4 separate regions of the Homo sapiens genome follow, and regions 1, 3 and 4 are each linked to region 2. A link is a contact called in ENCODE Hi-C or POLR2A ChIA-PET data. All regions are on one chromosome and are shown on one strand. Each heading gives the region's core, a stretch centred on a gene start or an enhancer-like site at or near the end of the contact. The rest is flanking DNA. Distances are from core to core; before and after follow the strand shown.

Evidence for each region. A loop is a pair of places that touch in the nucleus more often than their neighbours do. ChIA-PET counts read pairs that join two places held with the same protein, here RNA polymerase II (POLR2A). Pooled maps may share reads with other maps.
Region 1: a pooled map shows a loop between it and region 2 (5-fold over the local background). The contact joins the enhancer-like site here to the promoter of PMS1 in region 2. A Hi-C loop is called at or near these places in 7 of 37 single-sample maps with no recorded cell type and 10 of 50 pooled maps. POLR2A ChIA-PET finds 5 or more read pairs at or near these places in 2 of 52 experiments (BJ and activated CD4-positive, alpha-beta T cell).
Region 3: a loop to region 2 is called in a map of B cell, with 15 times the contacts of the local background. The contact joins the promoter of HIBCH here to the promoter of PMS1 in region 2. A Hi-C loop is called at or near these places in 14 of 168 maps with a recorded cell type or tissue (A673, B cell, CD4-positive, alpha-beta T cell and 11 more), 13 of 37 single-sample maps with no recorded cell type and 25 of 50 pooled maps. POLR2A ChIA-PET finds 5 or more read pairs at or near these places in 5 of 52 experiments (H1, HEK293, HepG2 and 2 more).
Region 4: a loop to region 2 is called in a map of gastrocnemius medialis, with 6 times the contacts of the local background. The contact joins the promoter of NAB1 here to the promoter of PMS1 in region 2. A Hi-C loop is called at or near these places in 8 of 168 maps with a recorded cell type or tissue (CD4-positive, alpha-beta T cell, CD4-positive, alpha-beta memory T cell, CD8-positive, alpha-beta T cell and 3 more), 2 of 37 single-sample maps with no recorded cell type and 24 of 50 pooled maps. POLR2A ChIA-PET finds 5 or more read pairs at or near these places in 2 of 52 experiments (B cell and MCF 10A).

The regions. Positions count from the first base shown.
Region 1 is chr2:190,677,194-190,680,134 of GRCh38, forward strand. All of the region lies in intron 6 of NAB1 (NGFI-A binding protein 1), which reads left to right. Among named protein-coding and RNA genes, the nearest start is that of NAB1, 30 kb to the left of the region's middle. RefSeq lists an enhancer at 1,545-1,594. Within about 2 kb of position 1,443, at least 4 of the 41 ENCODE cell types and tissues checked have a DNase peak (open chromatin) inside an H3K27ac peak, as active enhancers do.
Region 2 is chr2:189,782,888-189,786,147 of GRCh38, forward strand. PMS1 (PMS1 homolog 1, mismatch repair system component) reads left to right here and starts at 1,563. Exons shown (of 13, transcript NM_000534.5): 1 at 1,563-1,706. It overlaps ORMDL1 (ORMDL sphingolipid biosynthesis regulator 1), which reads right to left and starts at 1,452. Exons shown (of 5, transcript NM_016467.5): 1 at 1,382-1,452; 2 at 127-236. RefSeq lists enhancers at 739-1,625, 911-990, 1,081-1,140, 1,151-1,380, 1,931-1,980 and a silencer at 1,521-1,570.
Region 3 is chr2:190,318,337-190,321,754 of GRCh38, forward strand. It overlaps HIBCH (3-hydroxyisobutyryl-CoA hydrolase), which reads right to left and starts at 1,490. Exons shown (of 14, transcript NM_014362.4): 1 at 1,380-1,490. The coding sequence starts at 1,414.
Region 4 is chr2:190,647,209-190,650,512 of GRCh38, forward strand. It overlaps NAB1 (NGFI-A binding protein 1), which reads left to right and starts at 1,875. Exons shown (of 10, transcript NM_005966.4): 1 at 1,875-2,152; 2 at 2,638-2,774. It also overlaps a transcript of NEMP2 not described here. RefSeq lists silencers at 1,136-1,185, 1,196-1,245, 1,326-1,375, 1,406-1,775, 1,786-2,385.

The DNA of each region.
Region 1 (2,941 bases), core at 193-2,692, 890 kb after region 2:
TTTGATTTAAAAAAAAAATAGCAGTATACACATTGCATAGAAGTAATCAAGATAATCTGTTGTCCTTAAATAGTGTTCCTCCTTACAGGGTATGTTAAACATTAAAAAACAGATTTTGAACTTTAATTCCTAGAATATATGAGATGGACATGGAGAAAAAGATCGCCTGCTAGCTTAGGTGTGCCTTAAGGAACCTACCATTTGGAATGAAATCTCTAGGGAAACGTTTCTTCAGCTAGTTAGTAAGTGAGGTTGGAATCCTTCTGCTTAGACGGAATGAATAACATGTCCACTGGAACACAGCCCTCTGTGAGTCCACTTTCAGCTGAAATGAAAATAGATTTTGTTTATTCTTACTTATCTTTTGAATTAGATCTAATTAAATCTTCTCATTCTGGGGCAATTGTAAAAATCGCTACTTTGTATTGCTTTTATTTTGTGTCAGTCCCTACTAGACATTTGGAATTCATTATCACAAACATTCTTGTCTAACCTATGTGGAGGCTTTATGATTTCCATTTTACAGCCAAGGAGAGACCCAGACAGGCTCAGTATCTTCACCTGTGTTGCCAAACTGCTATCCAGTAGCAGAGCCGGGGCTTCCTATCTATGTCTGATTCCTGAATGTCAAAGCAGTACCACCTTCCTAGGTGCTAATGATTATTCACAAAGCATCTTACCTGTGAAAAAAACACTATTGGGGTTATACCTTTCCTCCTAGTACCGTGTGAAGGGCGAAATGTGTGCAGGACTGGTAGTCTTTGAAAAGGGTGGATGGTGGCAGTTATTATTTTCTAATCCAAGAAATGTTATGTAGTAAACAGTTACAAGTTTTGAGTAGAAAATTTAACAATGTAAATTACAAAATATTTAAATATAAGAAATTTTCATTTGATATGCTGATTGTTTATGAGTAAAAACCTTGTGTTGGGAAGATACACAGAGTAAATCAGAAAAATTAGTTTGATTTCCTTATGTCCTACCTATGAAAGAACATATTTAAGGTGGCTTGACAGCTCATTCAAGGGGATGAAAAATCAAGAGCCAAAGTCCCTGGCTCTCTTGTCTTCTCCTAAATTTTTTTAAATGTTAGTTAAAAGTGAATTCAATTGGTAACCTTTCTTTTTCATTAAGAACACATTCAGTTCCATGAACAAATTTGTTATTAACTCCAATGTTATAAGTAACATCTTAGAAGGGAGGAAGGATATATAAAGCTACAGTCTCAGACCTGGTGATGGCAGCTGACTAACTGGACTGAGTGCTATTTCTCATTTGAGTTTTCTTCATTCGCTGAAATTGCTGGAGACTGGGCAGAGATGGGAAATGACAGCATTCTTGACCCTGTGGGAGTCAGAGGTGCAAAGCATTCAGAGATAAGTGGATGAAAGAAATGAGGTTTGTTAATAGAGCCCAGGAAGTCAGAGAACTGGGGCTTGAAGAAGAAAGACCTAAAGGAAACATCTGCTAGCAGTTCCAGCAAGGTGGGGGTGGGAGAGCAAGGAAGGGGGAGGAAAGAGGTTCAGAATATCCACCTACGCTGCTACTAAGCTTGTTGAAAAGAAAGCTGGTCTAATTTGACGTAGACTCTTCCCCTCTGGATCAGAAAAAACAGAAGCATTACAATATGCTATTCATACAGAAAGTGTGATTAGAAAAAAGGAAAATGCACATGTGGGGTTGAGAACATCTGCTGTAACAAGTCATCTAGAGACAGCTAAGCAGTGGCTTTAAAGCAGCTTGCTAGTGTTCGGCAGAAAGGATGAGGAGGCATGGGGATGGAGACCAATGGGATGAGAGTAATTAGGTCATGCACCAGCCTCCGTCCCATAGCTTTTATTTTCTCAGTGATCAGACCCAGAGTCTCGTCAGCAAGGAAACACTGTGATTAATGGCATCAGCCAAAAATATGACATGGAGATAGATTGCTCATAGTATGGTGCAGCTAGCTGGTGCCTGGGAAACAAGCTTACGAGACATAACGAAATTGTGCACCACACATAATGTGAAAGAGACCAGTTTCTTGGGAATGTTCTTACTTTTATTTCTAAGTCATATATTTTGGGGACCTTAAATCTACTTTATGTGACATGCAGTGATAGCTACTCGATTTTGTAGTTTTTCCATCCACAGTGAACTGTCAAGACTGTAGGAGTAAATAATGACTAATGTGCTCAGTTGCAGAGAGATCACTGATTACTTTGGATAATTGTTATTTATTACTTATTTTAGGCTTTTATTTATCTTTATTAATGGTGGAATAGTGTCCATTTTCTAGCAACTTTCACATGTAGAGTTTGAGGTTCCCCCATCCAGCTTTTTCAGTATTCTCATGGTTGAATAATCCTGACTTTAGTGCCACCAGGTATTTGTATGGCAATGTGTACTTTTCCAAGGTTCACTTATTTGCGTTACTTTATTTAATCCCCACAAACTTCCAGTGGGCAGATACACAGGTGGTGTAATCCTAATTTAAAAATTTGGATCACTGGAAATAATGAGGTTTACTTTTTTGCCTGAGATCACACAGCTGGTTCCTAATGTGAAATGCCTAGATCATACCTTTCTCCTGCAAGTTCTTCCAGAAACAGTATTGAGGCATTGGGGCTCATGGGGATTCTGATTGGTGCACTCCACTCAGATTCTGCTGATGAACTGATAACCCTCTAATCTGGGTCTCCAGCCTTGATTTTACCCCAAGCTCCAAACTCACTGCCCCTGCTTACCTGGCTTATCTACACACGGAGGTCTCACTAGCAAATGAGCTCAACCGAATTCATCAGTGTTCTGGCCCCTCCCAGACCTCGTGATCTTGAGTTCCTTATTCTAGAGAATGTCATAACCAAACTCTCAGTTGCCTTATTTCTGCGGCACCTGCCACTGTCCAGGGCTGGGCCTTCACCAGCAGCCCTCTAACCAGTGTCCCTGTCACCACCCTGAA
Region 2 (3,260 bases), core at 313-2,812:
GAATAGGAAAATTCAAACTGAAAGAGAAAACCTACATTTTCTTATATCATGAGAGCAAAGTGAAAAGCCAAAAGCTAAATTTACCAACATAATAAATTTATATTAAAAAGAAAAAGCAGAACTCACCGAGCCAGTGTGTCAAGTAGTCAGACTCTTATATTTGACTTAATGTATCCATAAAGAATGGTCAGAGTTCAGATCACTTCTTTCTGAATACTCAATGTGGAAGGTACATGCTGTTGACATAATGTGGTGTAAAATTTACATGGTCAAGGGATAATGTTTGTTTCTCAATTTTGTGATTAAACTAGGTGAAAATAAGGAGTCTTCTGAATATTTCTCTAGTCAAATCAAAAACTTCAGTTTTCTTTCTTCTTTTTAAAAAAGGTTTTCCCTTCTCCTTTCCATTGAAGATGGACTCCAAAGGAAGAATTGATAATAGTTCTCAGTTCTTTTAATGATGGTGTTTACTTGAGACTAAGAATTGCTTAAAATAAAACTGTCCTGAAGAACACCTATCATCCGACGGAGGGGGAAAACGAGGCTAGATTATATTTGGAACAGCTGTGATTTTAAAATACACAAACGCTTGTATTACGGAGTTAGCATACAGAGAGGAATTTCTCATAACCCCTTCCAGCAAATGTTTCCGGAGTATAATGCTCCTTCCGCTCTAGAGACCCATAGAACAGGCATCAAGGGTTAAGGGGACGAAAAGTTAGTTACACTAAGACCGCTAAAGCCTCCAATTTATATGTGTAAATCTTTCGTCTAAACACCCATGATTTATCATACATTAAACTATTATGTCATACTTAGAACATGCCAACACTCAAGATAGTTTTCCCACGTTCCACAGGATGGAGGCCTGAAATTTACATCTCAGCTGGAAGGCAAAGCTGGTGCGGTACTCATCCTATTCCAACCAGAAAACCTTTTCCCAGCAGGTTTGCCGCGCTGCCCACGACTGGCAAACAATGACCTTACAGACCGTGAAGAGGCTGTTGGCTCTGCCCTCGCCGGTGCCTCCGAAGACGGCGACCCGCAGCGGCCCCTCAGGGGAGTCCCCCCTGCTAGACCGACAGCCCGAGCGCTCTGGGCCAGAGAAAACTCAGCAAAAGCCGCCGCTGCTACCACCTCAGCGCCTCCCCCAACCCGCCCCTTCCTTCTCGCGGCCGCACGTCACGTCAGGACCCTGGCAAGACAACGAGGATTTGCGTAGGGGGCGAGCCTCTGAGGCCACTTGGCTCTTACGGCCACGCAGGGCGCCGCAGATGCAGCCGGAGCCCGCTTTTCCCTCTCAGGACGACCCCTAGGCCGCCAGCAGTTCCCTACCGACGAAGGCGACTGTACAGCGTCCACCGCGTTCGTGCCCACTTACCCGCCGCCCCACTCCGGGCCGCCGGCTCGCAGCAGGACCAGCCCGGCTGCTACGGCCGCGGATACACGCCCTCAGGCCCGGCGCTGCGCAGCTTGCGGAAGCTTTCCCGGACAGACTCGCTGCCAGCGGATTGGCTGCGAGCAGCGCCAATCTCACGTTGCCCCCGGGCGAGGCGGGACTCAGTGCCGCGCTCTCTGCACCCGCTCTGCCGCGCGCGTGCGTGCTGGGTGCGGGTGCGGGTGCGGGGTTGGGCCTGCGCATCGGGTGAGACGCTGGCTGCTTGCGGCTAGTGGATGGTAATTGCCTGCCTCGCGCTAGCAGGAAGGTAGTGTGGTGTGACTAACGGGTATTTATTATATCCTCGATGGCTCGAGGGCCCCGTCCCCTCTACTCGTCCTGGTCCGGGCGCGAACGCTATAGGGCAGCTAAGGGCGCTCCCCGCGGGGCGGGAAGCGAAGCCGGGCTTGCGGGCGCGCACACGTGGAACGCGTTTTCTGAGCAGGTCTGGGCTCCGGGGTGTTCTGGCTTGGTCTTTGTTGCGTCCCATTCCCCAGACCCTTCTGGGTGGAGGACTTAAAATTTGTTTTCCAGGCAGCAGATTTAACCCATGGCAACTGTAACTCATCTTGTGTGAGTGGCGGTTTATAGTATTGTATCCTGTGGCATCATACAAGGGGTGCAAGTTAAACTCTTTAAAGTTAATCACGATTTTTGCTCTTGGCCTTCTGGGTTTATCCGTACGCCGAAGACAGGCACCTGTATTACATGCTAAGGAAATGTGAATACCAAAAATTGATCCTGAGGAAAGTCTTGATTAGGTTTTTTTGGAATCGCCTTTGAAATGTAATTTCCCTCACCTTGGCAGTGCAGAAAGTTTGTGATTTTTATTGCCGAAATAGCTTTCAACATTTTGAAATTGACTTAAGAGAATGTTGGCTGTGTATGTCTGTATCTTGCATTTCTGTTGGCTTTGTGAACCTAATTGTTTTGGATTTAGTCTGATCTTTAAATAAATGATTTCTTTGTGTTCTCTCTAATGGAAGTCTGTGAGTTCTCTGATCTTTACTTCTTTTTTAGGCACACCTGTTGTCCTTAACTGACTTTCCGGGTCATCAGCACTTCTTCAGAAGTGTTCCTTTTCCCTCCCAGCAAATATGGAAGACTGACTATCCTGATATTCCCAGACATTCTTTGCTGTGATTTGTAAGCCCGATATAAACCCTTCCATTTGGTACACATATGGTATAGAGTGCTATATTCCAGGGGCTATGCTAGCGATGTGTGATTGATATAAAACCCCTGTCCTCAAAGAACTCTGAGTCAGGAGCAACAGACAGAAACACATATTAATAGAGTAACTTGTGATGAGGTTAATTAGAAATGAGGTAAAGGGGGACTGCAGGGGAAGGAATACCTAATCTGTTGGCAGGTGAAGGAAAGGAGGCTGCAGCAGGGAAGAAAGGCTTGAAGAGTTGATACTGAACTAAATCTGGAAGGATGATTAGAAGTCAGCTGAGAGAGAACCATGTGAGCTGAGGAAGGAGTGAGTGTCACCATGTTAAGAGAGACAAGTTGGCTGGGCACGGTGGCTCACACCTGTAATCCCAGCACTTTGGGAGGCCAAGGCGGGCGGATCACCTGAGGTCAGGAGTTCGAGACCAGCCTGGCCAACATGGTGAAACCCTGTCTCTACTAAAAATACGAAAATTAGCCGGGCGTGGTAGTGCGCTCCTGTAATCCCAGCTACTTGCAGGGCTGGGACAGGAGAATTGCTTGAACCTGGGAGGCAGAGGTTGCAGTGAGCCAAAATCGCTGCACTCTGGCCTGGGCAACAAAGTGAGACCCTGTCACAAAAAATAAAAAATAAAAAAAGACGAGC
Region 3 (3,418 bases), core at 240-2,739, 540 kb after region 2:
CGAAGAAGCCAAGGGAGGCCAGAGTTCAAGTGGGGCTGCCCAACACTGTCAACCATGGCCCAAGGCCTTTTTTCCTCTCAGAAACACTTTCCGTGGCACCCTATTCCCTTATACAGTTGTGGGTTAGGGTATTGTGGACTGGACCATCTTGGCCTCTGCTTTCTAGGATAATACCCACTTCAGGGCTGAGTCTGGAAAAGGCATCTCAGATCAAAGCCCCCAAAATGGTCCTGGCCTCACCTACAGAGTACTGCATCTTGGAACGTGGGGTGGAAGAAAGCCAAGCTGAATTGTGGAAATGACAGATCCTTTCCTAAGTCAGCTAACTTTAACAAACATGTCTTTCCAGTTTGTTTCTCTATTTGCTATTTGCTGACAACACTGAAAAAGCGGCAGTAACGATTACGTGTACTGATTTTCTTAGCATTTACTAAATCTCTCCATGAGCTGGTGCAAGGACAACTAATTTTAAGGTATTAAAAAAACAAACAGAAAAGCAACTCTTAAATGTATAACAAAAATTTACTGAGAATTAGGTCTGTGGATACAGTGTTAGACATCTAGACACTTTCCCCTGAAACTATTCTTCTTAAGTCAAGGAAACACCTCCATCCCTTTTCAGGAAACCCAGAAGGCAAACTCTAAGGCTTAAAGAATCCAGTAATTTAAGTCGTCCTTATTTTAAAGAAATAAGGACGGTTCTCCCTTCAAGTGGGCGCAGCTGCTACCTGGTATGACAGTACAGGGCCAGGCAGTGGGCTGTTTAAGGCGCATGCAGCCTAAAGATGATGGCTACCAGATTTCCTAGGCTGAGCTCAAAGCGCAGTGAGGGGTACTTTCAAAAAGTTAAACAATGTTTGCAAACATGCTCCCCCATGCCACGTTAAATGTCCCTCAACACTAGCCTGAAAGTTCCAAATGCCTATACTGACGCTGCAGCCATGCAAGAAAGCTGAATAAAATCACACCACGGGCAGAGAGAGGTGCAGCAACTGGCAAAGCACCTGTGTGTGCTGGCTGCACAAAACATGCCGCACAGTTCCGCTAAGCTAAATCTGTCCGTGTCCCCAGACTGCACCCAACTTTTAAGAAAGGAAAGAAACTGAGGCCAAAAGAATTAAAGTCGTGTGGGGACAAGCCTGAATTAAGAGCCAGAGTGGCAGAAAACCAGAGTGCTGCTGCAAAGAAGATGCTAGAGGGAGAAAGGAAAGACAGGGACGGGGGCTGGGGCTTGGGGAGGGCCAAGGTTGGGGTCTCACAGCGGCGCCTCTGAGCGCGACTCGAAACTTCGAGGCCAGCAGTCTCCACCCCCGGCCCTTTTCCCACTGTGGCGAGTGCCGCTGAAGAGCCTGCCCTTGGCCCCTCGCTCTCTCACTCACCTCGACATGAGCCTCCACATCTCGCGCTGCCCCATCGCCAAACACTCCGAAGCTAAAGCAGCAGAGCGAGAATCTCCCGGACCGTTCCAGCGCCTCGCGTGAGCCCCGCCCACCGCCGTCCTGCGCCGCCGGGCACAGATGACAAGTCCTCCAGGAAGCCAGAGCGACCGTTTCCGCTACGCGACGGGGAAGGGCGGGGCAAGAACGACGCCTGGAGGAAATAGTTGAGGGAGAGGAAGGGATCGGGGACCGGGCCAGGGAGAAGGCGGAGAGCGAGCTGAGGCGGAGCGGGAAGAGGGAGGATAGAACGGACTAGGGCGGATTCGCAGGAAAGGAGATTGCCCTCTAGAGGCTGTCTTAGCCCAAAGCGCAACCTGTTGTCTAGGCTTGGCCTGCCAATTTGACCAGCAGGGACTGATGTGAAAGACTTTTCTGGAATTTTAGTAATTTTTTATTAAAACGTAAACTTAGTATTCTTTGAGACTCAAGTAGAGGAATTACAGTTGATAAAGGACATCGATGTAGTTTATTCATTCCTAACCCAATACAGCCGAATTCCTTTAATATTAGGATTGAGACATTTTCATTTTTCTTGGGAAAAGTTACAGATCTCCCACTCTTCCTCAAAGACACACAAGAGTTGTCTGATTAAGACATAATAGATATGTCTTCCCAACTAAAGTAAAAGTTGCTGTTATCAGTGGAAGCATAATTACATTCAGAAAGTAGCTTACTCTTAAATGAAACCAACATTTAACTCAACTACTAGGATCCACTGTTAAATTGAGGAAAACGTTCCTCCGCTTCCAGATCCACCCAGATGTGTAGCAGAAGACATTTCATCGCCACTATTAAGTATTGACACATTTATCAGAAAGAAGAAATCCGGTGACAAATTTCAGAGAGGACACATGAAAGGAGTTATTCTTAGTACCTTGATATTTAAAGAGATACACTGTTGAGACTTTGATCAAAAATTACGTTGCTAACCTAGGTCAAATGTAATAACCAAATGCCCACTGAGAAGAGGACAGACAACAGACATCACAGAAGGAACTCCTTACCTGCAATTTGGTTTTTAACTGGCTACAGGACATCACCATCTGACATCACCATCATGCCTCATTCACTGCGCACAGAAATGAACCATTCATCTGACCTAGCATGGTTTACTGGAAAAAGCATGGGCTTTCCTGTTAGTCAGACTGAGATTCAAATCTTCCTTGCCGCCCTAGCTTCATGTGTGTGAAACCTGAGTCTCACAAGGCCTCATCGTTAGAAGGGCCCTGTGCTTGTTTTAATGCTGTGCTATTAATAATTTTTGAACAAGGAAACACAAATTTTCATTTTACACTAGGCCTGCAAATTATGTAATCAGTCCTACCCCTAGCACACTAATAGTTTAATGACCTTGAACAAATTATATAGCTTTTCAGAACCTCCATTTTCTCATCTGAAAATGGATGTGCTGATGATTAGAGGTGTTTGTGAAGATCCATTGAAATATAGAAATATGTGCATAAATTACTTAGGACTTCGTAGGTATCAAGACCTGTCAGTTATGCCACACCTTCCACCAAGCTGTCCTTCCTATTCCTAAATTCTCTATTTCTTCTAATGATGCTATCGTCTTCTGGCTTCCCGCTCTAGAAACCTCAGTCCTTTAAAGAAAATTATCTTAACATTCTATTTTGAAGATTTTCAAACATATAGCAAAATTATAAAAATTTAAAGCAAACGCCTATGTGCTCACCACATAGATTCTACCTAGATTTACATTTTATCTTGCTTTATTCCTTATCCCAAATACCTTATTTTTAAATGCATTTCAAAGTTAATTACAAGCATCGTTTTACTTCTCCCAAAATATGGCATGTGTCTTACTACCTAGAGTTAAATATTTGTTTACATATTTTCCCTTTTGAGACAAAATTTACATACAACAAAATGCACAAATCTTAAGTGTACATTCACTGAGTTTGACAAATGTATACACTTGTGTAACCAAAATTCCTTAGATATAAACCATTGTCATCACC
Region 4 (3,304 bases), core at 625-3,124, 860 kb after region 2:
CAACTACTCCAGACAAAACCTGTCACTAATACTGAAGAAAAAGATTTAACTTTAATTATATGTATTCCATTGCGGCATTACTCATTTCTATAACATGATTTCGCAAAAAGAAAAAAAAAGGTTCTGTACTTTATTAAAGTCTTTTTCTTTCAATATCATCATCATCATCCTATCCCTTGCTGCAACATAAAGATGTGGTTTGAAGAATTTCCCATCTCAAAGAATGCCTTGTATCCCCATCAGCGAAGTAGGCACACTCTGGGAGGCCAGCCAGGGTGTGGGAATGGCCTCCTATAAAACTTGATTTTTATGTGTATGTTAAAATGGGATTCTACCTGTCTTTGCAGTAGTTTTATATTAATGAATGCTCTCTAATCTTCAAGAACACAATGCTAAAATTCTTTAATTTTTCCACTTTTTGCAAAGAATTGAAATATAGATTTAAAAAACAGACTTCCAAAATTTTTTTGGCAATAGCTTAAGTACATTTTTCTTCTTCTTCTTTTTTTTTTTTTTTTTTTTTGAGACTGAGTTTCGCTCTTGTTGCCCAAGCTGGAGTGCAATGGCACGATCTTGGCTCACTGCAACCTCCGCCTCCCGGGTTCAAGCTATTCTCCCGCCTCAGCCTCCCAAGCAGCTGGGATGTCAGGCATGCGCCACCACGCCCGGCTAATTTTGTATTTTTTGTAGAGACGGGATTTCACCACGTTAGCCAGGCTGGTGTCCAACTCCGGACCTCAGGTGATCCGCCCGCCTCGGCCTCCCACAGTGCTGGCATTACAGGCGTGAGCCCTGGCCAGCCTAAGTACATTTTTGAAGGTGCTTTAATACTTTGGTTAGCAAAGTTTATGCAAACCAAAAAATTCTATATTGTGCCTTGGGAACTCTAATTTAGCACACACCAGCACTATACTAGCGCCGTAGTTTTTCTACACCATGGACACAAAAAACATTAAACAGTAAAATAAAAGGCAGATTTTCAGGAGGTTAAAAAGGTTGGAATTAAATTACCCGGCCAGCGCGACAGTTGTCAAAGCTGTACTTCGGACTCCCTGGTTCCATTCCTCCCTCCTCCTCCCGTCCCAACGCCAGAGCGGAGGTGGGGAGGGGGCAAGATGGGCGAGGCAGAGATGCTCTCCCAGCCGCCGGTTCTTCCAGCGCCGCGCACCTGCCGCCCCTTCCTCCATGCGGTCGCTGCAGCCTTCCCGCCGGACGCCTCGCCCCCCCGGGCAGGGGCGCACCTGGACCACCTGCCTCCCCGCCTCTGCCCCGAGCCTGCGGGGGCCAGGGGAGCCCGGCGCGCTGTTGTTTTTTTTTTTTTTTTTTTTTTAAAGTCAGCCTCCTAGAGGATGTTGGATTTGGCGGGTGTGCTCTTTGAAATACTATATCGGGAACCTCACACATAATTTTTTTTTTTTAATTGCAAACCTTCCCAGTTCACTCCGCAGCTGGAGAGCAGGCCGGAGGCGGCGTTCCCCACCCGTCTCCCTCTTTGTCGTCCCCTCCCCGCGCCCGGAGCGGGACTCGCGGGAGCCGCCCACTCCCGGCGCCCACTTGGTTCCTCCCAGCTGCCGTGTGAATGGGCCGTCCTCCGGATTCCGCGGAGGGGGCGGCGGGAAGGGGCCGAGCCCCGGGCCCAGCGGCCGCCCCCGCCCCCGCCCGGCGGCGGCCCACGCCGGGATCTGCGTCACTCGGCCGCGCGTGGGCGGGAGCCGGAGCGGCGAATGTAGCAAGAGCGGAATCTCCCAATGTGACAGCGCGGGGTGGGGGAGTGGAGGCGGCGGAGGCGGGCGGGGGAGGGGGAGGAGGGTGTAGCGCGCGCGGGGAAGGCAGGGGAGGGGAGGGCAAGGCGCGGCGGGGGAGGCGCTGCCGCCGCCGCCGCCGCCCGCGCGCCGCAGCCTGGAGGAGCCGCCGCCGCCGCCGCGGCCAAGCGAGCGCCGTCGGGGCGGGTGGGCGGGAAGAAGCGGCGGGCCCGAGGTGGGGGGGAGCAGAGAGAGCGCGCCCACCACCTTCCCTTCCCCCCTCGATGGGAGCGGGGGCGTCCCGGCTCCTGCAGCCGCCAGAGGAGGGAGAGCCGGGGGCCGTCGCTTCGGAGTTGGGGCTGAGCAGTCCTCGGGGAGAGCGCGCCAAGACCGCTGCAGCCGCTGGCTGAGTACGTACCGGAGCGGACGGTCGCCACTCCCGGTCCGCCAAGTGCGGGACACTTTCGCGGCTGAGCGGCCACGGGCGAACTTGGGGCGGCTGAGTCGCGGGGCCACGCGGGCACTTTGGGGGCGGTGTCCGGGGGAAGCGGGCTCCGCGCGGCCGCCGCCGGAAGGAGAGGGCGGCCCCGGGCTCGTGTGGGCGATTCCCGGAGACATTCTGTGTGCCAGGGCGGCGGGGAGCGCGGCCCTGACTCGTGCATTTTCCCTCCGAGAAAGGTTGGGGTGCCGAGTCCGTTTTGCTAACGGGGCTGGGGGCGTCACACGGCGCTCTGGGGGTGTGCGATGTGGGTTGTGCGCGCCGGCCCCAGAGTTTTGCAGCCACCTTCGTCAGGGCAGTCTTTTTGTTTGTTTACTTTATAAAAGTGCTGCACTTACCGTCTCGATTTTCTTCTTGGGTATCTTCCCTTTCCGAATGTAGTTTTCTTTTTAAAAGCGGAAGGAGAGTTTTACATGGAAGTGGCTTACAGAAACTTGGCGCTGAGGTGCAGGGAAGCCAGAAACTCTTTGTGTCTCTAAGGCCGATGAGGAATTTGGAAACACATGTGGGACATACAAGCGTTGGATATAGAGGTGTGTGTGTGTGACCTTATCATGGAGAAACACTGAAAATACTATCAAATCTTTGTGGTCTGCAAACTCAGAGCTTCCAAAGCTTGAGATAGGAAATGACACTTCTGTTAAGCCTGAATGTTGCAGGATCTCGGGGAAAGGGATAGTTGAGATGGAATATACATTTGTCGATTCTGCAGACCAAGCTTTGCAGCGAGTGATCGGGAGGAATCGTAGACTTGCATGTACTTACACCTCGCTCCCTGAGATTCGGGAGGCACGGAAAATTTTGGGATGGCTGTTAATTTAAAATTTCATCTGAAAGAGTCGATTTGGAGTAACTTGTCACTACCAGTTGGTTTGCCAGTGACGTGTCTGCCAACTCAAAGAGTGCAAAGATCAGAAGCTGAAAGAGGAATTCTCAGATCTTGTTTAAAAATATTTTGGCAGTTTTAATAGATAATATGAGATTGCATAGGAACAGAGGAGCCGAATTTAAAATAGATTAGTCACGTAGGAAATGCTTAGCTGTTGTAAAAGTGTTCACGCAA